Regions from separate parts of the Homo sapiens genome. Here regions 2 and 3 are each linked to region 1. The links are chromatin loops, found by intact Hi-C in ENCODE. Cell type or tissue: ascending aorta. All regions are shown on one strand.

What was found. A loop is a pair of places that touch in the nucleus more often than their neighbours do. Peaks named below come from ENCODE experiments on the same cell type or tissue, not always from the same donor. Only the 100,000 strongest peaks of a DNase experiment are listed, where the experiment ranks them.
Region 2: a loop joins it to region 1, with 4 times the contacts of the local background. A loop is called at or near these places in 5 of 110 quality-filtered maps.
Region 3: it touches region 1 in a loop (2.3-fold over the local background); 3 of 110 quality-filtered maps call a loop at or near these places.

Annotation. Positions count from the first base shown.
Region 1 is chr5:120,453,967-120,461,966 of GRCh38, reverse strand. No RefSeq gene overlaps it. Among named protein-coding and RNA genes, the nearest start is that of PRR16, 6.3 kb to the left of the region's middle. RefSeq lists an enhancer at 3,538-4,107. In ascending aorta, a CTCF peak has its summit at 3,511 (motif pointing right); DNase peaks (open chromatin) are centred at 3,536 and 3,996; H3K4me3 peaks cover 1,143 bases; H3K27ac peaks cover 2,826 bases.
Region 2 is chr5:120,134,939-120,142,938 of GRCh38, reverse strand. No RefSeq gene overlaps it. Among named protein-coding and RNA genes, the nearest start is that of PRR16, 330 kb to the left of the region's middle. In ascending aorta, no CTCF peak of the experiment used is centred here; a DNase peak (open chromatin) is centred at 3,698; H3K27ac peaks cover 1,656 bases.
Region 3 is chr5:120,402,885-120,410,884 of GRCh38, reverse strand. No RefSeq gene overlaps it. Among named protein-coding and RNA genes, the nearest start is that of PRR16, 57 kb to the left of the region's middle. In ascending aorta, no CTCF peak of the experiment used is centred here; no DNase peak of the experiment used is centred here; H3K27ac peaks cover 858 bases.

The DNA.
Region 1 (8,000 bases):
TCTATCTATGTCTTTATACAATATAGAGTTAACTGAATAGGGAAAAGTTAAAATTGGCTTCCAGGCCCAAACTGAGAAAGCTGGTAGGATTGCAGCAGTGGTGTCTGTCCCTATCTTCTAGTCATTAAGGATCACTTAAAGCAAATCTCCATAAAATATGTCTAAAGAAGAAACTTTTATAAAGGGAATTATAAATATTGAGGAGAAGAAGACAGAATAAAAAGGGCCCATGAATATAAATCAAGTGTATTTACTTCCTATTTTTGTATTACCCTATGGAAAAATCTTTCATTCCTTTGGGTAATCCTAGACTCTCTCAGAGATCAGTATATAGGATGTTTTAGACTCCAGTTATAGAGACCAAACAGCAAAAGTGACACCTAATAAAATTTCTGGTAAATCTTTCTGTAAGTTCGTTAATGTACTAGTGCTAGCTGCAAATGTACACAACCAAACCACATTACTTATAAACTTAGACAGGATAATACATTTCTAAATAAAGGAGAGTCTTACTCATTTATAGAAGTGATTGCAAACCCAGGATTTTATTCTCCCTGTCTCTCTATTCATCATTTTCTGAGTTTTGTAACAGGAAGAATTGGATAATTACAGGAGATCATCTAGGTTTTGTTTCTTTAGTTACAAGCCTTTATCAGTATTCTCATGTGTATGCGTGTGTGTGTGTGTGTGTGTGTGTGTGTGTATGTGTAATCCACTGCAGTTGATCCCTAGTAATTAACCCACAGGAAAAAACTCTGTGACACTGACATAATTTTAAATTCACAAAAAGCATAAGAATATTCCCAAAATATTTTGTCTCACAGTTCAGCATAGCTGGGGAGGCCTTAGGAATCTTACAATCATGGGGGAAGGTGAAGGGGAAGCAAGGCACCTTCTTCACAAGGTAGCAGGAAGGAGAAGTGCGGAGTGAAGGGGGAAAAGCCCCTTATAAAACCATTAGATCTCATGAGGACTCACTCACTGTCATGAGAACAGCATGGGGGAAACTGCCCCCATGATTCAATTACCTCCACCTGGTCTCTTCTTTGACGCGTGGGAATTATGGGGATTACAAATCAAGACGAGATTTGGGTGGAGACACTAAGCCTAACCATATCAATGATATAGTTATGAAAAATTAGAAACGTTTTCCATACATATATTTACTATTAAACATATTTTATATGTCCAGGCAGTGGTTGAGAAAGCCTAGTACCCATCAGAACTTCTTTAAAAAAAAGATTGCTATACTCCCTGCCCCAAGGTTTGTAGTTCAGTATGTCTAGGATGAGGTCTAAAATGTGTATTTTAACAAATTTCTAGGATGCTGGTAGGGGACCACACTTTGAAAACCACCAATTTGAGAGATTAAAATAAAAACTTTAAGTTTCTTTTTACCTGGAATAAGCCTTAAAAATAATTTAGTTAAATTTCTGTTTGTTATAAGCTTTAAAGAGCATCTAGATAAATCTTAAATAAGTATAACTCTAAAGAGCATCTACTTAAATGTTAAGGCCTTAGTAGGCTAAATGGCATATCCAATATATCACATCTAGGGAACAATAAATTGAGAGCTAGAACTCCTTGTTCACTCATACATTTTATTAAATTGTCTCTATTGTTCTGGAGAATGTCTCCTTTTAATGTATCAACTGCTTCTGGCATGATGGCTATGTACTGTTGATGTATATAGGTTTTAAAAAATGAGATCTGGGAGTTTAAATGCAAGTACTCAACACAATATCCTGAGTAATTAGAACTGTGTCTATTGCAAAAAGGCTGATCAATAAATACTTAACAAAATGAATGAATGAGTAAACAGTTGTCTCTGTGTGTTTTGAAATTAATTCAACAAATATTTTTAAATGCTTGAGCAAGAATCAGTGCTAAGAGTAGTTGTGCCACTAGGTTTAATTAGACATAATCCCAGCAGGAACCACTAGATAATTCTCTACATGACTCTAATAAATACAAAGTGGGATTACTCCGAGTATCTCTTCCTGCCCTCATTCTTAACTATAGTGAGTTCATTTTATTTGACCTCTCCTATGGTCTGACTATCCCTCCAAAATTAATTTGAAATCCTATCTCCCAAGATAATGGTATTAGAAGATGGGGCCTTTGGGATTTATTAACTCATGAGGACAAAGCCCACATGAAGAGAATTAGTGTCCTCATAAAGGAGGTGCCAGAGAGCTTCCTCCCCATTTCCATCATGTGAGGCTATAGTGAGACCTGTCTCTAAAAGGAGGCAGAACCTCACCAGACACGAAATCTGTTAGTGCTTTGACCTTGGGATTCACAGGCCCCAGAATTGTGAGATATGAATTTGTATTGTTTATAAGCCATCTAGTCTGTGGTACTTTATTATAGCAGCCCAAATGGACTAAGAGAACATCCAATGTATGTTAATTGGAAGACTTTTTAACCATGTGACAAAATCTGAACTTTTGCACAACTCAACAGAAAAAATCGTCTCATAGTTGAACCATAGAAAAGTGAGGATAAAAATATCCTCAGGTAGAATTGGAGGCAGAAATTCTAGAATCATTGGGACTATTTCTTTCTGACTCTATTTCCCACTCCTCTTTTGTGGATTGGCCTCTTGCCTGTATACCATTTTCTCCACAAAATTGAACCTTGATCACTAGTAAGTTCAGGCTCACATTTTCACAACTTTACAACTAGAAAAGGATGGTCATCACAGCAAGCTCCCAGGAGAAAATTTTTATAGATCTGGCTTAGATCATGGACACACACTACAGCCAATCACTGTGATTTGGATGGGGTTGTAGAGTACAAAGCTACTATTACATTTGTGCCATTCTTATAGAAAAGTCATGGGTGTGTATATTTATTACTATGATTTTCCAGCAGATGTCCGTGAAATGAGTTATTCTCTCAAAATATGTATATTATGATAATTTTCTGATAGTTGGAAATTATGTATTTTTAGAAAGTGATTCTATTTTCAAAATTAATGCAAAGAAAGACAACATATGAATTAGCAGTCATCCTTCATGGGTCAGTAACCGGTAGTGAAGAAGTATAATGATTCACTCAAATTGGATAAAATTGCCTACCCTGCGGCCTATTTCTTCCCCCTCAGAAGGTGACATACCTCTGAAAAAATAAAAACTATATATATATATATATATATATATATATCTCCACCATATAGTATTTATATTGGATTATTGTGGGCAGCAAGCCACCCAGGTGCCAAGGTAAGAGACCGAGGGCACAAGCTGTTCCAGTATCATAAAGAAAATATATAGAATAAGAATAGTTATACTAGAAATAGAATATAGATATGATTACATATGAATATTATTAATCATTAATTTGTAGCATTACTCTTTATTCCAATATTATAATAACCTCTGTTCTACAATTATAACCTAGGAAAAACCAGACCATACAGAGATAGGAGCTGAAGGGACACGGTGAGAAGTGACCAGAAGGCAAGAGTATGAGCCCTCTGTCACGCCCAGACAGGGCCACTAGAGGGCTCCTTGGTCTAGCGGTAACGCCAGTGCCTGGGAAGGTGCCAGTTGCCTAGAGGACCTTGGTCCAGCGGTAGCGCCAGTGCCTGGGAAGGCACCCCTTATTTAGCAGACGGGGGAAGGGAGTCTCCCTTTCCCCGGGGGAGTTAGATAAGACTCTGCTCCACCACCTCTTGTGGAAGGCCTGACATCAGTCAAGCCTGCCTGCAGCCATCTGGAGGCCTAAATGTCTCCCTGTGATGCTGTGCTTCAGCGGTCACACTCCTGTTTCACTTTCACGTTCCGCTCTATACACCTGGCTCCGCCTTCTAGATAGCAGTGGCAGAATTAGTGAAAGTGTTAAAGTCTTTGATCTTTCTGAGAAGAGTGTAGAAGAAATAATGACGTAAGCTGTCCTCTCCCCACCTCAGCTACCTAAAAGGGAAAGGCCCCCTGTCCGGTGGACACGTGACTCACGTGACCTTATCAATCGTTGGAGATGACTCACACTGCTTACCCTGCCCCTTTTGCCTTGTATACATAAATAGCAGTGCGGTCAGCCATTCGGGGCCACTACTGGTCTCCGCGCCTTGGTGGTAGTGGTCCCCTAGACCCAGCTGTCTTTTCTTCTATCTCTTTGTCTTGTGTCTTTATTTCTACGATCTCTTGTCTCCGCACATGAAGAGAAAAACCCACAGGCCCTGTAGGGCTAGACCCTACGGATTATATACTTTACTTTTATCTCACAGATGGACATTTTTTAGTTGTTTTTGCTTCCCCAAATTAGCATCTATCAAGTCCTAGATTTGGCATTCAGTTTACCCATGCCAAGAGCCACCAACCCCCTCATCCTTTCCAATCTCAGGCTCAGGTCCCATCTATAAATATCTCACCTCAAACATCCCAGTCCTCTGTTGAACTGCCTACCAAAAGAGCAAGCAATGCTCAAACGATTACTCCATTTCACTCAAGTTTTTAGGAATTACCACTTGTCCAGAAACCCTGAGGCCAGTGCCTAACAGGGTAGTCCCAAACTCATTCTACCTCACAGCTTCAAATTGCTGGATTAAGTGGTAAGAGAACCTAGGACTTTACATATTCCAGGACACTCACAGCCGTGGCCAGGGAGTTGTTCCTAAAATTTGGCCAATTGCCACTCTACACAGCTTAACAGCCCCTTTCCTTGGAAGTGGATTCAGCTAGAACAGAGGACACCTTAATCACTTAGCAGAACTCAATACACGCATGCATCAAGATAATTGAAAGCCCTATACAATCATTCAGATACCCAGATAATTTTGAAGGTACTTGGAGATTTCTGTCCTTATTAAGTTTCAAGGTCCTTTCCCCGCTCCAAGGAAATGAGTAACTGTGATCAAGGATAAAATCACAGAGGACAAATAAGTTGTCAAAAGCTATACCCCATGACCTTCAGATATAAAACCATACTCCATTAGGTGTTAGGTGGTCACCAATACTGTGTGTGACCACATAGAGTATGCAGTTTTAGTTCTTCATCCAGGAACTGGAATGGAATGACTGACATAGATCTGCAGCCTGGCAAGTACGTAAGGGCATTCTGTGTAAGGCTAAAGTGTAAGGCCTTAGACAGCATGCCAATCTGAACTGGTGGACCTTGATAAAATCATTTCGATCTACAATGATGCCACTAATCTATTTAATTGGCATGCTGCTTCCACTATCTACCCCCTCCTTACCACAAGTCGGTGAGCTATGATTTATGCCTCAAGCCTGTCTTCAACTGTATAAAATGATATTGTTATCGATTTGATGTTTGTGTCTCCTCACCAAAATTCCTATGTTGAAGCCCTAACCTCCGATGTGAGAATATTTGGAGATAAGGCCACTGGGAAGTAATGAAGGTTGTATGAAGTGGTGAGGGTGGGGCCTTTAATCTAGGACTAGTAACCTTATAAGAAGAATAAGACCTCTTCCTTTTTTCAACAGTAAAGCAGCAGGTTATAACGGAAACGCGATGGATTGGACATTTTACATTTGAGACTAATGTTCTGCCAACAGCTTTGTAATTTTAGACACTAAAACTCCAATAGCATTTGCTTCTTTATCTGCACACGTGGATATAATACTTATTTATCAAAAATGGGTGGAGAATCAGAAGAGATAATTATGTGAGAATGTTTTATTATCTGTGAATTACTGAACAAACGTTAGCCATGGTTATTCTTTTCGGTGTTTACTTTGATTGATCTTCTGTGTGCATCAAGGAACTTGCTAACTTCACTGTTTAGGATTTGGCTGCTTTCCAGAATTACTTGATTAAGCAAATCCCTCTATAACAGCATTTTTCAAAGTATGTTCCAGCAGTTTCAACTGACATAAAATTTTGGAAACTCTGCCTTCTCTATACCCCACTTTTTGTAATGATGAGGTTAAATATCAGGATATTAAAGTTTGAAAAATCTTACCAGTTTAAATTTAGTCTCCAAATTTATTTTATTTGACAATGGAATCTCCCTTTTTTTGTCTCTCCCTCTCACCCTCCATCCTTCCACTCTTCCTTCCTTTAACCTAACACTTATAAATAGCCTGTTAAAAGAATTTCCATGAAATACATTTTGGTCAATATGGTAATAAAAGTTTATATTAATTACTTTCATCATATTTTGCCTTCACAAATGATTGATTCCGTAAGCCTTGATTATTCTGTATAGAAAGGCTTTGTTGGGAATCGTGTGTGTGTGTGTGTGTGTGTGTGTGTGTGTGTGTGTGTGTGTGTCAATAGTATTTTTATGTCCATGTACATTTTCATATAACAATTTATTTCTGCTATTTTTATTTATGTTGTATTTGTACAGAACTTTACTATTTCTGTAGCATTTTCCAATGTCATAATACAATCTCCCTTGATTCTCAGTATAATCCAATAAACTAGAGCAGGGAACTGCTATTATCCTCAATTTTCGATAAGGTTTCCAAAGCTAAAAGATTTAGTTGGCATTGTAGGACAGAATTAAGAGCAGAACTCAGGTGTCTTTATTCTTACTCATTGAGATTTCTCCTACAACACATGGCTTCTTAGACTCATTGCCTCATATTCTGCACCTCCAATGTCTTTTCTGTCCTTGAGTGCCAAAAAGTAGCGTATTTTCTTCTTCAGTACAGAAATGTGAGGGTAGAATTTGACTGGGTATGGTAGCTCACACCTGTAATCCCAGCACCTTGGGATGTTGAGGCAGGGGGTTCACTTGAGGTCAGGAGTTTGACCAGCCTGACCAATATGGCAAGACCCTGTCTCCATTAAATATGCGAAAATTAGCCAGGTGTGGTGGCTTATGTCTGTAGTCCCAGCTACTGGGGAGGCTGAGGTGGGGGAATCACTTGAACCTGGTAGGTGGAGGTTGCAGTGAGCAGAGATCGTGCCACTGCACTCCAACCTGGGCAACAGAGAGACTCTGTCTCAAAAAAATAAAAAAGGGTAGAATCTGCATGCTTAGTTTTAGCTCCCTGATTATTGAACTCCTATCTTTATTTGCTTCTGGATATTTAGAAATAGGGAAAGGAGGTTGGCCAGTAGATACTTGGTTTGAATTACTAAAGGAAAAGTCTCCTATTCTCAACTTCAGACTGAGAATTATTCAAGAAATTTCAAAGCCTGTGGCTATTTCCGATTTTTGAAACACAAGACTGAATCCTCAAGGGTTTGGGTTAATAATATTGTAGTAAAACAGAATGTACTACAACAATGGATATTTCCCTGTCATAATGGCATGGCAATATTTTACAAAAAGAAAAGCACTTCTTCAAGTGGTGCCCATCTGGAGCCACAAAGGAGCTCAGAATACACTAATGTAATCAAGAAAACAAAAGGGAAAGCTTTCCACCATGTACTTTCTACCATGCATTTGACATATTGGCAGCTCAGTAACATTCCTGACATTTCTGAGCTGTTCTGTGGAGCAGCACATGAATAGAAAGTGTGACTTAGACTATGTTGGCAAATAACCATGCTGCAGCACACGGTAAGATTCAGTCAGCTTTTCTTTAATAGGCTGAATGCCTGGTAATTTACAGCCAAGTGAATTAATGGTTGAAACTCTGTGAAAAAACATACTGTGTACCAAATTCTGCAATAATGTGACCATTGGATTCAACTTCTTCCTGACCCAGGAGTTTTTTTGATCTAGTAAGTGCAGCATAAAAATCAGTGACTTATGCAATATTGTTTCTAATGGGGTACATACTGTTCCTTATCTAACTGGCATCATATATGTTTCCAAGTTTGAAAATCATTGAAAGGTATAGTGTTTCACTAAATCTAGTGATAAATTGCATATTAGAAAATTAATTTTATTATTTGTATTTTGACATAGTATATACATTAAAAATTTTCATTCAATTTTGTAAGGATAACCCTAATAAAGTTATAAAAATAAAATGGGAGTCATATGTCAGTTTCTACTGAAATTATCCTACTGTTATAAAATATTAACTGGAGGGCAGGTGGAGGGTAATAATGTGATGTATGGAGCCTGA
Region 2 (8,000 bases), 320 kb after region 1:
ATTTTTAAATTTCATTAAAAGAATAAATTTTACAAAACCTTAACAAAATCCATGGAATAAAAATGTTAATTCTAAAAGTGTTAAAAGCAGAGACCACAATTTAAAAACTGTAATAAAGAAAATTTTATAAGATTCTACATAACTCATTTGAAGAAAGTATATCAAATAATAATTTAATTAAAATTATTTTTAAAAAAGAATTAAGGGCTAATTTTATATGTAGTGCTTTATAATATACAAAGAGTAGTTTTCATAAATTATTTCAGGTAACCAGAATGACAGATGTCAATACAGTGTTTTGGCAATCAAAAATTATGCCATTTTTATCTTTTAATTTATTAGTCATAATGATAGTAAAAACAGAGTTTTAATTTTCACCACTGCTGTCTGGAAAGTTAACTTTAACCTTCTGTGGCAAAGAGAAAAGTATGACATCTGAAAGCAATCTAATGAAAATGACACAGGATGAATTTTTTAAAAAACTTATAAATAGGAGAAATAGTGTCGTTTTATCCAATATTACCAAAATATATGAGAAGAAAGTAGCTTTTACTTAGATTCTATAAAAGCTCTTCATGCATTTTTATATAAAATTTCACTTGAAATATTTTTTTTATTTGAATATCAAAATCAAAGAAAATGATAAACAGTAATAAATCAAGCAGGAGTGTATGTCACACTAGCAATACTTCACCCAGAACTCTTGAAATTATGGAAAGAACTTTCTGATAGATGAAAAATAATTTTATCCAATATAAAAATGAAGTAAACAACTTGTTAATTAATTATAAAGTCAGAGCATATCTATGGGAAAGAAAATTGCAAAGGATTTTTTAATAAAAAAGGAATCATTTTAACAATTCTTCTGCATTCTTTTTTGTTTCAAATTTTGTGCAGAGGTCACTCTATTTCTTATGGTGTATTGTCCTATTACCTAACAAGTGCATATTCCAATTCACCAGGAAATTCTCCCAGCCAGTTTTCAGGTGCCATTCAACTCAATGTACATGGTATCTTTTTCATATCTCCAAAGCTTTACTTTTATTTCAGTGAAGTAACTTGGCTAATAAAACAGTGTTTGGAAAGTTGATCCAGACATAATAAAAAGATGGTTTCCCCAGAATAAAAGAGGTTTATATATTTACAGACTTCACACTAAAGCAAAGCCACATGTGAACCAATAATGCCAAGGAAACTTACGATGAGAGAGAGAGAGAAATATGAAAGTTTGCTGGTATAAAGTCAGAAATATTAGAGAACAAGTTTTATTCTCTTTACTCATTGCTATACCCAAAACTAAGGGGGGAAAAAAACAGCTTTCCAAACACATGGACATATCAAGATACTGTCAGGAGTTCATTCGAAGTCCTGTTAGTTAAAAAAAGGGATCCTGGGTATTTATAAAGTATAGTAAAAAAGGGTATAAGGGAAAATCTACAGGGACACTTCATTTCTGTTCCAGCCATCTTCATTCAGGGGAAAATGTGACAAGTGATAGAAAAGAGTGGAGGGTATTGTGCTTGATTAATTCATTAATTTTCAGTGTAACGGTAATGAAATCAAAATGTCAGCTCCTCCCTTATTGAATCAGTTTATGTTTCTAAGAGAAATTCCCCTTTTGTGGCCACAGACAGTTTGTTTTGGTCATAATCTTCCATAAAAATATCCTTTGATGTTGTGCATGTCCTAATCGGCAAGAGTACTAATAGATTACACAAGGTCACAATAGATTAAACATTGTTCCTTAAGAACAACTCAAACAGACAGACAGGATTTTGCTAAGAATTCATTTGCAGAGCAAAGCAGACACATCTCAGATTTATCTATGGGTAGGAAACATTGTCCAAAAAAATGTTCAAGGTGGTCTCAGAATCTGAGTCCCATGTATATGCAGTAAAAAATTTTCAGAGCAACTAGTGTAAGTCTGTTGAAATAGTTTTGTGACACTTCCCAGAGGGCTTCTGCTGCTTTCTACACGAGAATAGCCTGGGTATATTCACTTGCCCAATTATATTTATATGATACATGGCGCTAGAAGTTGGGAATACAACAGTAAAGGGAACAGACAAATTTCATTCTCTACTGGAACTCACAAAAAATGTAAGACATGAAAAATCCTATAAAGGAAATGAAATAATGTCATAATGAGTGTTGTATGTTTGAAGAGGAAGTTGAATTGTTTAGCCAAAGAAGGTGTGACATTTGAACTGCAACCTGAACAATGAATGAAAAAGTGTCAGCCATGAGAACCCAAAGGACATTTCAAGTAGAGGAAAGAGCAAGTGCATCATTGCCATGTGACTTTACCTCTCAGGACCGCATTTCTTAGTCTATGAGGAAAGATGACAATGCTTGTCTTGTGGGTTATCATAAAGACTTACAGAAAATCAGCCTAGCACACACCATAATGAGGGCTCCACACCCCCTTGTCATGACCATTATCTGAGTTGCCATCTCCTTCCCTCTGATGAGAAACCCCTCCCTCCCTAACACTCACTCCAAGAGTCAGTGTTGCATATCTTACTAACAGTTGGGGGTGGGGGATGATATGGATACTTTTTAAAGACAAGCAAAATTTTCAGAGAAAAACTATTACAGAAATAAGGTATGCATTCCACATATGTTATAAAGGAGGTGTTTCATATTTTTAAATAAAAGAAAAGAGGGTAACTGAGCCTACAAATTTGAGGTAACTACCCTGAGCAGGAGTCCTCTAAAGGAGCATATGAACAGCCTCAGATAGAAAGGACAGGCCTTGCCTCCAGAATGTCATCTGCCTCAAGACAAATCCCAATTTGTTTCCAGCTCAGTTCCTCCCCAAATGATCACCACACAACCTTATTAGGTAAAAAAGACCACCTCTCATATGTGTTTCCTTCCCAATAAAACTGCATCTTTTTTTTCTATGTGGGAGCTCCCCATACCTTTTTAAGTGACATGCTACAAAGTGACAAGATCGAGAAGAATCAAGGAAGAAGGCCAATCCACAGGATCCTTCTAGAGAAAGTGAAGGGCCATTTCCTTCCAAGCTTTCTTCCTTCCTAGTTCTCCTCTTAGGCTGCCACAGACAGTCTGGACTACACTGAAACTGTTGAGATCTAAATAGGCAACTTCATAACCAACACAATGCTGGGTTCTGACCCGGCAGGTAAGCAAGATAAAATATAAAAATGGGGAAAAGGAACAGGTAAGGATGCCAGGTATTAGCATTTAGAATGCCTTTAATAAAGAACCTGAACAATCTAGTAGGATCCAATAAAAACTGTAGACTAACTATTAAGTAAATTGCCAAAAGATACATCTTCCCCTAGAAAAAGTAAGTGTGCTGCAAGCATGATTATGTAGACCTTGAAAGAACAGCTGGAACTAAGTACATTAAAATAACACTGAACAAAATATGGGTTTTGGAAGTACTAAATGAAAAACTGTTTTCATTTTGATTTAATCTGTATTTTTAAAATAGTATATTAACAAAGATGACAAAAAGGTTTGAAGTTTTTTCTTCAGTAGGATATATACAAACTCCTATAAAAGAACCAAAAATACATGATATTCTTATAAAATCTTAGCTAATTACTGTCGGTTTGAAAGATATGTTTATTTAATTCCAGTTGGACTTCTGGTTTACTCACTTGGTGATTTCCAGGAAAAGACAACTTACGACATTAACAAGGGACAGGCCTCTGTTTCCCAAGAACTGTTGAGCAATATCAGTGACTCATTTTGGGGAATAAACAAAAAGACTAAGAAAAAGAAAAGCTATTTCACAACTATAAATACACACTACAGTTACAGAGCTTTTTCCCATAGAAGCCTATACAGAAAATTGTAAAAAAAAAAAGAAAATGGTTGTGCAGAAAATAAACATAGAGGAAAGCAGTAAAAGAGAGTCAAGTAATTTTAAAATTAAAAACACTTTGCTTTCAAAGAAAGTAAAGAGTATATAAGAATTATTGCTTTGTTGTTGCTTTGTGCTTTTCCTTTTAACCACCTGGCCTTTTTTCCGAGTGTCAAAAAATGGCCAGTAGTATCACTTACCACACTGATTTAGCCTAAGTACTATTACTTGAAACACTCAATTCTTAGCAGTAACAGAATGATCTTTTTATATTTCATTAGGTTTGCATCTGCATCAAAAATTATTCCAGGTGCAGTGGTTAACACATATAATCCCAGCACTTTGGAAGGCCAAGGCAGGAGGATCACTTGAGGGCAAGAGATACAGATCAGCCCTGGCAATACAGTGAGACTCCAACTTTCCAAAAAAAAAAAAAAATATATAGCTTCTGGTGGTGGCACACACCTGTAATCCCAGCTGTGTAGGAGGCTGAGGTGGGAGGATTCCTTGAGCCCAGGAGGTCGAGGTTGCAGGAAGCCATGATCATGCCACTGCACTCCAGCCTGGGTGACACAGAGAGAGACACTGCCATTAAAAAAATGAAATTATACACTTACTGTAGTCTTCTAGTACAATGTACTATATTTGAACTGAGTGGTTCAAAGATATTTTCCTGACACAATGATAAATTTTAGGCAAAAAATATTATTTTGAAATTTTATGTTTTTAATTTTGAAATAACAGCAAACCTACAAAAAAATTACAAGTATAGTTCAAGTGACTTCCATATTCTCTTTACACAGAGTGCCCAATTATTAATGTTTTACCACATTTGTTTCATTACCCTCTCATTCTTTCTTTCTATATACATAGTCCTTTTTCTAACAGAATGCCCTATCACCTCTAAATACTCCAGTGTGTAGTCTAAAAGCAAGGACACCCCTATACTATATCAACATATATCCTTCCCCTTTAGTAAATTAGCATAACACTACTATCCAGCTCACTACTATCCACTCAAACTTTGCCAAGTTCCCTAACAATATCATTTTGACCTTTTTGGTCCAGTAAACCATCCAAGAATATACACTGCATATAGCTGTCATGTCTCATCAGACTCCTTCAAGCTTGTTAGCCCTCTCCTACTTCTCCTGTCCTTGGACAGTCTTAAAGAGTATAGGCCCTGCATGCTCTCATAGACCCTCATACATATGACCCTCAACATATGTCTGTCTGATGTTTCCACATGACCAGACTCAGCCCACGCATTCTTGGCATTGCATCAGGAGGCACACTATGACAATGGTGGTCATAGTGTGACCATAGTCATAGTGTGACCACCACACAACTCTGAGTATATGGTAAAGCTGGTAACTGCCACGTTTTCTCTTTAGAAACCCAGGAGGGGATTTTACCAATTGGAGAAAGGATAGGCAGAAGAACAATGAGTGAAAACAAGCATACTCTAAGACTGAGCCTGGGAGAGACTGAAGCAGCAAAGACCCTGAGTCCACTCCCATGTAGCACCTAGGGAGACAGAAGGCAGGAGATCTGTGATGCACAGATTTGAAGTGATCAGATGTGATGTCTCTGACTTCTAGCACGATGTTTTAGGAAAACAGAGAGTTGTATGCTAAGCATCTGAATTCTTGGTCACCACATATTCTAAGGCACCAAGTATATGAAAGAAAAAAATAAGTGTATGAAATCAAGGCTTCTTTAAGCTTGGTCTTTGAGTGTCCTGTTAGTTACTAGCATAAATAAGAGAGAACAGAATAAAGGGCCTGCTTGGTGCGTTAAAGCTATGTAAGGAGGCCGTAACAATGACTAAAATTGAATTTTCTAGCAGACAGGTGGGATGGATGTCCAAAGCATACTGAATTTGATTTAAAAGAAATATGACATTTCTACTAACCTGCTTCATTCTCAACCAATCAGATAAAGGGATTAGAAATGGCAAGCTACAATTACAGTCTAATTAATAATTCTCATTATGAATTGACAGTAATATCACTTATATGTACATGTATAGTTCTTTGAATGTTCTTGGCAGACATGCATAATATATTAATGCACATTTTTTATGTCTCTTGATTAATATCCCAGAATATACTAGACATGCTTTAAAAATCAGGAACAGAAACAAAAAGTACAGAGGAAATTGATAACATAGTTTTTTTAAAGGAGATTCAAATATTCTAGTCTCAAATCTCAGGTTATGGTATAATGAAATTTCTATACATATTGTATGAATATTTATGCATAGGTATTGAAATAGTTGACCTCTAAAGTCCTTGACCATTCTAAGAGTCTATGATTCCTTTTTTATTTTGGGTCCAGAAACTGAGTAGAAAAACAATTCATCTAGTTTGGAATCTATTTCAAGGAAAAGAAACCAGTGTCTAAGAAATACATTAATGCAGGTGATAAAAATAGAAGAAAATTATAAAGTAGTCAGTTGTAAATGTGTAGCTACATGACTGACAATGAGAGATGCTTTAACCTCTAATTTATTTAAAGCAGAAATGGTTACTATGATCCAGCTACAATTTAATTGCAATATTGCTACATGGCCTTGCACTCATTATTATCATTCAGCTATAATTTCTCTCACTCCTGGTTGCAGACACAGTTGGTCTCCCACCCACATCCCTTTGACTGTACCATTTCAACTCAAGCTGGTCTGACTTCTAAATACCAGCTTCTGCATCTCTTTATCCAACATCACCCTGCTATGATCTAAGTCTTTCTTATGTATAAAGGGCATCTGGGAAATCTCTATGTACACTGTCTTGGTTTACATTCACCCAAAACCAAATCCTGAGACAGGATCTGAATGAATTTTGTTTTTGTTTTTGTTTGGGTGGTGAGTGATCCCAGGAAGCATGGTGAGGGAGGATAATGAAACAGAAAAGGAAGAACATATAATACAGGATATATAAAACATTAGTGAGCAGTTAGTTGATGGACAACTGTGGCCAATCCTTTTGGGAATCATTCAAGTGACTATGTACTTAAACAAAGCTCAGAATTGCCTCTTAAGAGGTTAGATACCTACAGTATTCATCTACAAACTCCTGTCCTTCATTTTTTGAAGGTCACTTTGTAAGTTAATTCATCAGCATTTCTGGCCACCTTCCTGTGCTGGAAAAACAATCTGGCCAAAGAACCCAGGCTGACAGACTCAGTTTCTTGAGATAGGAAGCACATGCAGTTAGTTTATAGGGCAACAGTCCACTAGAGCCATTGGTGATCTCTCGTATGGACAAAGGATACTTGACTAAGCATCATTCTCAGCAAACTAACACCAGAATGGAAAACCAAACACCGCATGTTCTCACTCATAAGTGGGAGTTGAACAATGAGAACACATGGAGACAGGGAGGGGAACATCACACAACAGGGTCTGTCGGGGTGTGGGGGGGCTAGGGAAGGGATAGCATTAGGAGAAATACCTAAGGTAGATGACGGGTTGATGGGTGCAACAAACCATCACGGCATGTGTATACCTATGGAAGAAACCTGCGCGTTCTGCACACGTACCCCAGAACTTAAAGTATAATTTAAAAAGAAAAAAATGAGAGTATCTGCTAAGAATATATTACTTCTAATATTAAATTTTAAGATGTATTTATTATGTACCTTACTAATCACAATTTATTTCTCTTCGCAAAGCAACTGAGAAGCTCACCCTGTCTTTGTCTGCAACATCTACAGCTATTGTATAGGGAAAATATTAAGTAAACTTGATTGGGAATTTAAAGGTCCATGCCTATGCTATCCAGGGAAAAAAGTAGAAGAAAATGAGCACCCTATTTTATACAGTAGGTTGGACTACATAGAAATAGAAGCCAATAACTGAAATATTATAATCTGTTAATTACTCAACATGTTTTTATTCTCATGAAATTCAGTTCTCATAAATTGCACATAGGACTGAATGTGAGATTACCTCATGCTGAGGCAAAGAACCTTCAATAAATAAACATCCCTAAGTTTTTGTGCCATCTGGTCTATTTTAATGAGATAAAAGGATATGTTTTGGAAAATAGATTTTAAGGGTTTTTATAACAATTTTACAGTTAAAGCCCTATGATTTAAAATACCATATATTTACAATATTCTGTATATTCTTCCAGTTTCTATTTAAAGTTGTTTTATA
Region 3 (8,000 bases), 51 kb after region 1:
CTTTCCTACCTTCTTCAGTGCCTCTTTCTGTCATATGAAGTTATGACCTTCATATGTTTCTGTGATATGAAGTTAAAACAAGGTACTGTGAGAGCTCACTCAATTTTTGGTTCTCATGAAGGTACTGTTTTGTGTGTGGATAGTTCAATTTGGTATTACTGCAGGGGGGACAATCACTGAAGGCATTTATTTAGTTGTCTTGCTCCAAGTCCTCTGATTTCTATCTATTTCTAAAATAGCTATTTGCATTAGTCCATTCTTACACTGCTCTAAAGAACTGCACGAGACTGGGTAATTTATAAAGGAAAGAGGTTTAATTGACTCACAGTTCTGCATGGCTGGAGAGACCTTAGGAAACTTACAATCATGGTAGAAGGGGAAGAAAACATGTCTTTGATTACATGGCAGCAGGAGAGATAAGTGCAGAGTGAAGTGGGGAAAAGCCCCTTATAAAACCATCAGATCTTGTGAGAACTCACTCACTACCATGAGAACAGCATGGGGGAGCCACTCAATGATCTAACCACCTCCCACGAGGTCTCTCCCTGAACACATGGGGATTACAATTTAGATTACAATTCAAGATGAGATTTTGCGTGAGGACACAGCCAAACCATATCACTATCCTAGCGTTACAATGGTCAGTATTTGCCTGGTGTGCTCTTTTTTTTTTTTTTTTTTTTTTTTTTTTGAGACGGAGTTTCGCTCTGTGGCCCAGGCTGGAGTGCAGTGGCGCGATCTCGACTCACTGCAAGCTCCGCCTCCCGGGTTCACGCCATTCTCCTGCCTCAGCCTCCCGTGTAGCTGGGACTACAGGAGCGCGCCACCATGCCCGGCTAATTTTTGTATTTTTAGTAGAGACGGGGTTTCACCGTGTTAGCCAGGATGGTCTCGATCTCCTGACCTCGTGATCCGCCCGTCTCGGCCTCCCAAAGTGCTGGGATTACAGGCGTGAGCCACCGCGCCCGGCCTGGTGTGTTCTTTTCTCTTTATTTTTCATTCTTTCTGTATGCTTATTGTTAATTACATTTCCTTTAAACAGCACATATCTGAATTTTACACAGTCTCAATAATTGGCTTACATGTTAGGCTATATATAATTATACATTATATATAATTTCAGTTAACTTCAAATTAGGTAATATTGCTGTTTTATATTTTCCCAGTTGTTTACCAATTTCTTTTTTTATTTTTTCATCTAGCACCCTTAGATCTTCTTTATTGAATATTTTTTCTTATTTGTAAATACATCCGTCAGTGCTTTCTGTTATAGGATTTGCTGTTGGTATGTGATCTCAATTTCTATTTGTGTGAAAATTGTAAACTGTAGCACTTACCTACAGGAAGCAAGTTTCCTTTAGCTTTTTTCATAGACAGCACTGTCATTAGGCCGTTTCGCTAAGCACCTTAAATACTGTTTGAAGTGTCTGTGCATGGTAGAGATGATGGGTAAGTCCCACCAGCTTAGCTTGCAAATGGCTTTATGCAATATGGCTGTGCTTTCTGGAAGTGGATTATTATTGTATTACCACCCCACCTGGACTTGGCCCTAAAGAGCAGCAGAGTAAATTTCCTTATAGGCAAAATATAAATTTTTTCTTGGAAATTACATATATATATATACACACATATATATACACGCACACACACACATACACACACACTAAAGTTCAGCTTATACTTAAGTGTTAGAGAATCACCTAAAAATGGATTGTTATGATAATCATGGACTTGGAAGGGATAAGAATGGAGATTTGGCAAAAATGTGGAAAGTTTTGCTTTTGGAATGAGTTCAGTTTGATAGAAACTTTGTCCTACAAAAAAGCTTATGCAGCTGCTAAGGATATGCTCAGTAATGAAGTTAACAAAATAAAGTGTTGTATGGCTATTAATCAGTATTTTTTTTCAACAGCCCCAGAATTTGTATAATGAGTTCATTAACAAATGGTTACAGTAGAAGGAATAGAGGTAATACGTAGACACAGAAGCACAAGCTAGCCATCATTGAAGCTGACTTTTCTCCACCAATTTTTACCTGATTTAATAGCAGTAATTCTGGCGCCAAGCCCTCCACATGGCTATACAATTAAGAAACAAACCACCTCATACCAGATTTCCTTGTAATAGGAAGCGCATTAGAAGGAAATTTGTTCTTATTGTAGTAAACACATATGTGGTATATAGTTATAATTTTCTTGCCTACTGCACTTCTAAGAAGAGTAATAACTGTACTCATATCTTATAAAATATTTAATACCATGATATTTATTTATTTATAATATTTATTCTGATTAAGAAACTCATCTTGCAAAAGTAGTAAGGCAATGGAGCTTATGTTCACAGATTTCGCTGTCTTCATTATGTACCTCATCACTTAGAAACCATCTGAATTAGAAACCACCAGAGGAAAAGAATATTGAAGACAGTTACAGCACCTGCTAGAAGATACACCTTGAGATGCTTTGGAACAGTTCTTCAGGAGGTAGTATACACTCTGAATCAGCAATGAATATAGAGTGCTATTTTCTTCTTTCCCCAAACCAAAATATGTGGTCCCAGAAACGTTGTAAAGCATCAAAATGAGTGTGGCTCCTCTAACTATCATGCCAAAATGCTACCCACATGTTGAATGTCCTGTAATTAATTTCATTTATCTCAAATTAGTGTATCAGTCTGTTTACATGCTGCTGATAAAGACACACCCAAAATTGGGCAATTTACAAAGTAAACAGGTTTATTGGACTTACAGTTCCACATGGCTGGGGAGGCCTAACAATCGTCGCGGAAGATGAAAGGCACTTCTCACATGGTGGCAGACAAGAGAAAAGAGAGCTTGTGAAGGGAAACTCCCCCTTATAGAACCATCAGATCTCATGAGATTCATTCACTATCATGATAACAGCAGGGGAAAGACCTATCCCCATGATTCAATTACCTCCCACCGGATACCTCCCACAACATGTGGGAATTCAAGATGAGATTTGGATGGGGACACAGCCAAACCACATCATTCCACCCCTGGCCCCTCCCAAATCTCATGTCCTCACATTTCAAAACCAATCATGCTTTCTCAACAGTCCCCCAAAGTCTTAATTCATTTCACCATTAACTCAAAAGTTCACAGTCCAATGTCTCATCTGAGACAAGGCAAGTCCCTTCTGCCTGCGAGCCTGTAAAATCAAAAGCAAGTTAGTTACTTCCTAGATACAATGAGGCTACAGGTAAGTAAAACCATTCCAAATGGGAGAAATTGGTCAAAACAAAGGGGCTACAGGCCCTATGAAAGTCCAAAATCTAGCAGAGCAGTCAAATCTTAAATCTCCAAAATGATCCCCTTGACTCTGTGTCTCACATCTGGGTCACACTTACGCAAGACATGGGCTCCCATGGTCTAGGGCAGCTCCCTGTGGCTTTGCAGTGTACAGCCTCCTTCCCGGCTGCTTGCATGGGTTGGTGTTGACTGTCTGTGGCTTTTCCAGGCATACAGTGCAAGCTGTCAGTGGATCTACCATTCTGGGGTCTGGAGGATGACAGCCCTCCTGTCACAGCTCCGCTAGGTGATGCTCCTGTAGGGATGATGTGAGGGGGCTCCAACCCCACATTTCCCATCTGCATTGCCCTAGCACAGGTTCTTCATGAGAGCCCCACCCCTGAAGCATGTGTCTGCCTGGACATTCAGGTATTTGCATACATCCTTTGAAATCTAGGCAGAGGTTTCTAAACCTCAATTATTGACTTCTGTGCATTTGTAGGCTCAACACCATGTAGAAGCTGCCAATGCTTAGGACTTGCACCCTCTGAAGCCACGACCTGAGCTTCATGTTGGCCTTTTCCAGCCACAGCTGGAGTGGCTAGGAGGCAGGGCACCAAGTCCCTAAGCTGCACACAGCACAGGGACCCAGGGCCTGGCCCACAAAACCATTTTTTCCTCCTGGGCATCTGGGCTTGTGATGGGAGGAGCTGCTGTGAAGACCTCTGACATGTCCCAGAGACATTTTCCCCATTGTCTTGGGGATTAACATGCGGCTCCTTGTTACTTATGCAAATTTTTGCAGCCAGCTTGAATTTCTCCTTAGAAAATGGGATTTTCTTTTCTATCACATTGTCAGGCTGCAAATTTTCTGAACTTTTATGTTTAGTTTACCTTTTAAAACTGAATGCCTTTAACAGCACATAAGTTACCTCTTTACTGCTTTGCTGCTTAGAAATTTCTTCCTGCAGATACCCTAAATCATCTCTCTCAAGTTGAAAGTTCCACAAATCTCTAGGGCAGGGGCAAAATGCCACCAGTCTCTCTGATAAAACATAACAAGAGTCATCATTGCTCCAGTTCCCAACAAGTTCCTCACCTCCATCTGAGACTATCTCAGCCTGGATTTAATTGTCCATATCATTATCAGCCTTTTGGTTAAAGCTATTCAACAAGTCTCTAAGAAGTTCCAAACTTTCCTGCATTTTCCTGTCATCTTCTGAACCCTCCAAACTGTTCCAACCTCTGCCTGTTACCCAGCTCCAAAGTGGCTTCTACATTTTCAGGTATCTTTTCAGTGGTGCCCCACTCTACTGGTACTCATTTACTGTATTAGTCCATTTTCATGCTGCTAATAAAGACATACCCAAGGCTGGGCAATTTACAAAGAAAAGAGGTTTATTGGATTTACAGTTTCACATGGCTGGGGAGGCCTCACAATCATGGCAGAATGTGAAAGGCACCTCTCATATGGCAGCAGATAAGATAAAAGAGAGCTTGTGTACAGAAACTGCCCCTTATAGAACTATCAGATCTCATGAGGCTTAGTCACTATCACAAGAATAGCACAGGAAAGACCTACCCCTATGATTCAATTACCTCCCACTGAGTTCCTCTCACAACATGGGGGAATTCAAGATGAGATTTGGGTGGCTACACAGCCAAACCATATCAATTAGCAATAGTGGGTTCTTTTTTATGTAAATAAGAATAGAATGTTGATAAAAATTTGGAAAGGTTTTTCTTGAAATGAGTACAGTCTGGGAGAAACTTTGTCCTATCTCAGTGTTCATCCAGCTGCTGAGGATATGGTCAGTAATCAACAAAATAAACCACTTTACTGATATCAATTAGCCTTTCTTACACAACCATCTCAGATTTTGCTTGAGTTCATTAACGAAGTAGCTATTGCAGGAGGAATGAAGGTAATGCATAGATGCAAAAACATGAGCTGGCCTGACAGATACAGGGGTTAATGATACCTATCCAAGATATACTGATTAAATGTTTCTGAAGCCAAAAATGGGATTATATGAAACCTAAATAAGATAATGTATGCAAACTTTTATAGTCAGTGTGATTCACTGGCCCAATTAAAAAAAAACCCACACATTTATTATTAGAAACTGTGAGTACAAATCTGGACAGTAGTTGCATGACTCATCAAGATTTTCCAGAGCCTTAGTTTTCTCATATTGCTTTAGTTTCCTTTCAGAGTTGAGGGGATGTAAATGCAGATCTTGCTTGTGAAAGAGCTGAATTGTGAATTTCAATTATTTGCAAGGACTATGACTTCCATATTTGGATATACTCAGCATCTACCATGATATCTGACACATAGTGTTAATAAATAAATATTAATAAATAAAACTGGTCAAATTGCAAAGTTTTTGTACCATGAACATGTTAATTATTCATATTAATAAATTTAGCCTTTCAAAATACCTTAATAATATTCATTAATTTATTTATAAGGATCTGGATGTAGAAAAAAAAATTTTCTGTGTGTGTGTATAGTAACAAAATACCAATAGTTTTATTGAGGTAAAACATGATAAACTTGGAATCTGCTATGATTTGAATGTCCCCTCCAAAACTCATGTTGAAATTTAATTGCCAGTATGATGGTATTTGGAGGTGGGGTCTTTAAAAAGTGATTAAGTCATGAGGGCTTCACCCTCATGAATAGACTAATGTTACCACAAGAGTGGGTTGGTTATCATATGGCAGGGTAGTTATAAAAGTGAGGCCAGCCCCTGATGTTCTGCTCTCTTGCATATGCTTGCTCTCCCTTCTGCTCTTTTGCCACGGGATATTGCAGCATGAAAGCTCTCACCAGATATAAGCACCGTGCTTTTGGAATTCTCAGCCCCCAAAATGGTAAGAAATATACTTATTTTCTTTACAAATTATCCAGTCTATAGAATTCTGTTATAGCAACACAAGACAGACTAAGAGAGAAGCTATATGTCCAGGGCTATGGGTGGCACTGTAGTAACAGTGTATCCTGGCACTGTAATAACACAAAGAAATTCTGAATAAGCAATTGGGCAGGAAAAAATAGGTTTAGACTGTGGAAGGAAAGTTGACAGAGAGGTGAAAAACATGTGACAGGTGAAGAAGAAATTTATGGGAGGATTGAAGTGCCAAATGAGATATTTACTAAAATATTTTCCACACGGAATTTGTTATAAACGTTTTTTATCTCCTCTCCTAAATATGACTCCTCTCCCCGCTTTTTTTTTTACTTAAATCTACACACAGCCCACTAATGATGTGGTAGTGGACTTGAAGTCAGAAGGCTTCTCAATCTTTTTCAGAGATCATGAAATAAATACAAAAATTTTTAAAAAGTAAAGTCAGAGGGCTAAGATGAAAAGTCAAGTCCTGCTTCAAGGTTGGGAAATAAAAATTACAGACTGTTTAAGGAATGATACAAACTGGTTACACATTCAAACTGTTGTTTGCTAGTGGCCTCCATAGAACCTGCATTAGAAATGGTTGGCGATATCTAATTAATATAGCAATTAGAATAGTTTACATTTTCTTTCATTAAGCATACAACAAACTAACATACTTAGTATATTTATTTTTAAATATCTTCAATATTTACCATTATTTTGAGTATAATTTGTTCATTCAATCTTTCTTAAACATCTTTATTGAGAAATAATTCATATACCATGCAATTCACCAATTTAAAGTGTAAGCTTTAATGTTTTAAAATATTTTATAGGGTTGTGAAACCATTACCACAATCTAAATTTAGAAAATTTTCTTCCCACCTAAAATCAGCTCCATATCTATTGCCTCTCCACAGCATCCCTATCCCTCACAAATCTCTAATCGGATTTCCTCCACAGATTTGCCTATTCTGAACATTTAATAGTCAGTAATACTGTATGTGGCATTTGTCACTGGCTTCTGTAACTTAGTATAGTGTTTTCAAGAATCATCCAGGTGTAGCATGTATTAGTATTTCATTTATTTAACAAATAATATTCCAGTGTACCAATATACTACTTAGTACTTACCTATTCTTTAGTTGATATTTGCATTTTTTCCACTTTTTGCTATTTTGAATAATACTGCCATGAATATTCACGTAGATTATTTGTATGGACATATGTTTTCACTTTTGGGCAGAATAATTGAGTCATATGATTATTCTATATTTGAATTTTTGAAAGAATTGCTGCCCTTTGGTGATTTTACACCATCACCAGCAAGGTCTGCAGATACTAATTCTCCACATCCTTGCCAACACTTGTTATTGTATGTCTTTTTTATTCCATCCATAATTGATGATTGTAGGAGTAAAATGGTATCCCATTGTGATTTTAATTTGCATATCACTAATGAGTAATGATGAGTATCTTTTCATATGCTTATTGAGCATTTGCATATCTTCTTTGGAAAATGTCTATTCAATCCTTTTTCTGCTTTTAATTGGGTTATTCACATTTTTATTATTGAGTTGTAAGAGTTCATTCTATAGTCTGGATACAAGTATTTAATCAGATACATGATTTGTAAATATTTTTCCCATTCTGCAGATTATCTTTCACTCCCTTGATGGTATTACTGAAACACATAATGAATATTAAAAAATTTTCTTATTCAATTTACCTATTTTTATTATGTTTTTGTTGTCTTTTCTAAGAAAACATTGCCTAATCAATAGTTAAGGAGGTTTATTCTCATATTTTCTTCTAAGTAGTTTATAGATTTTAATTCTTACATTTAAGTC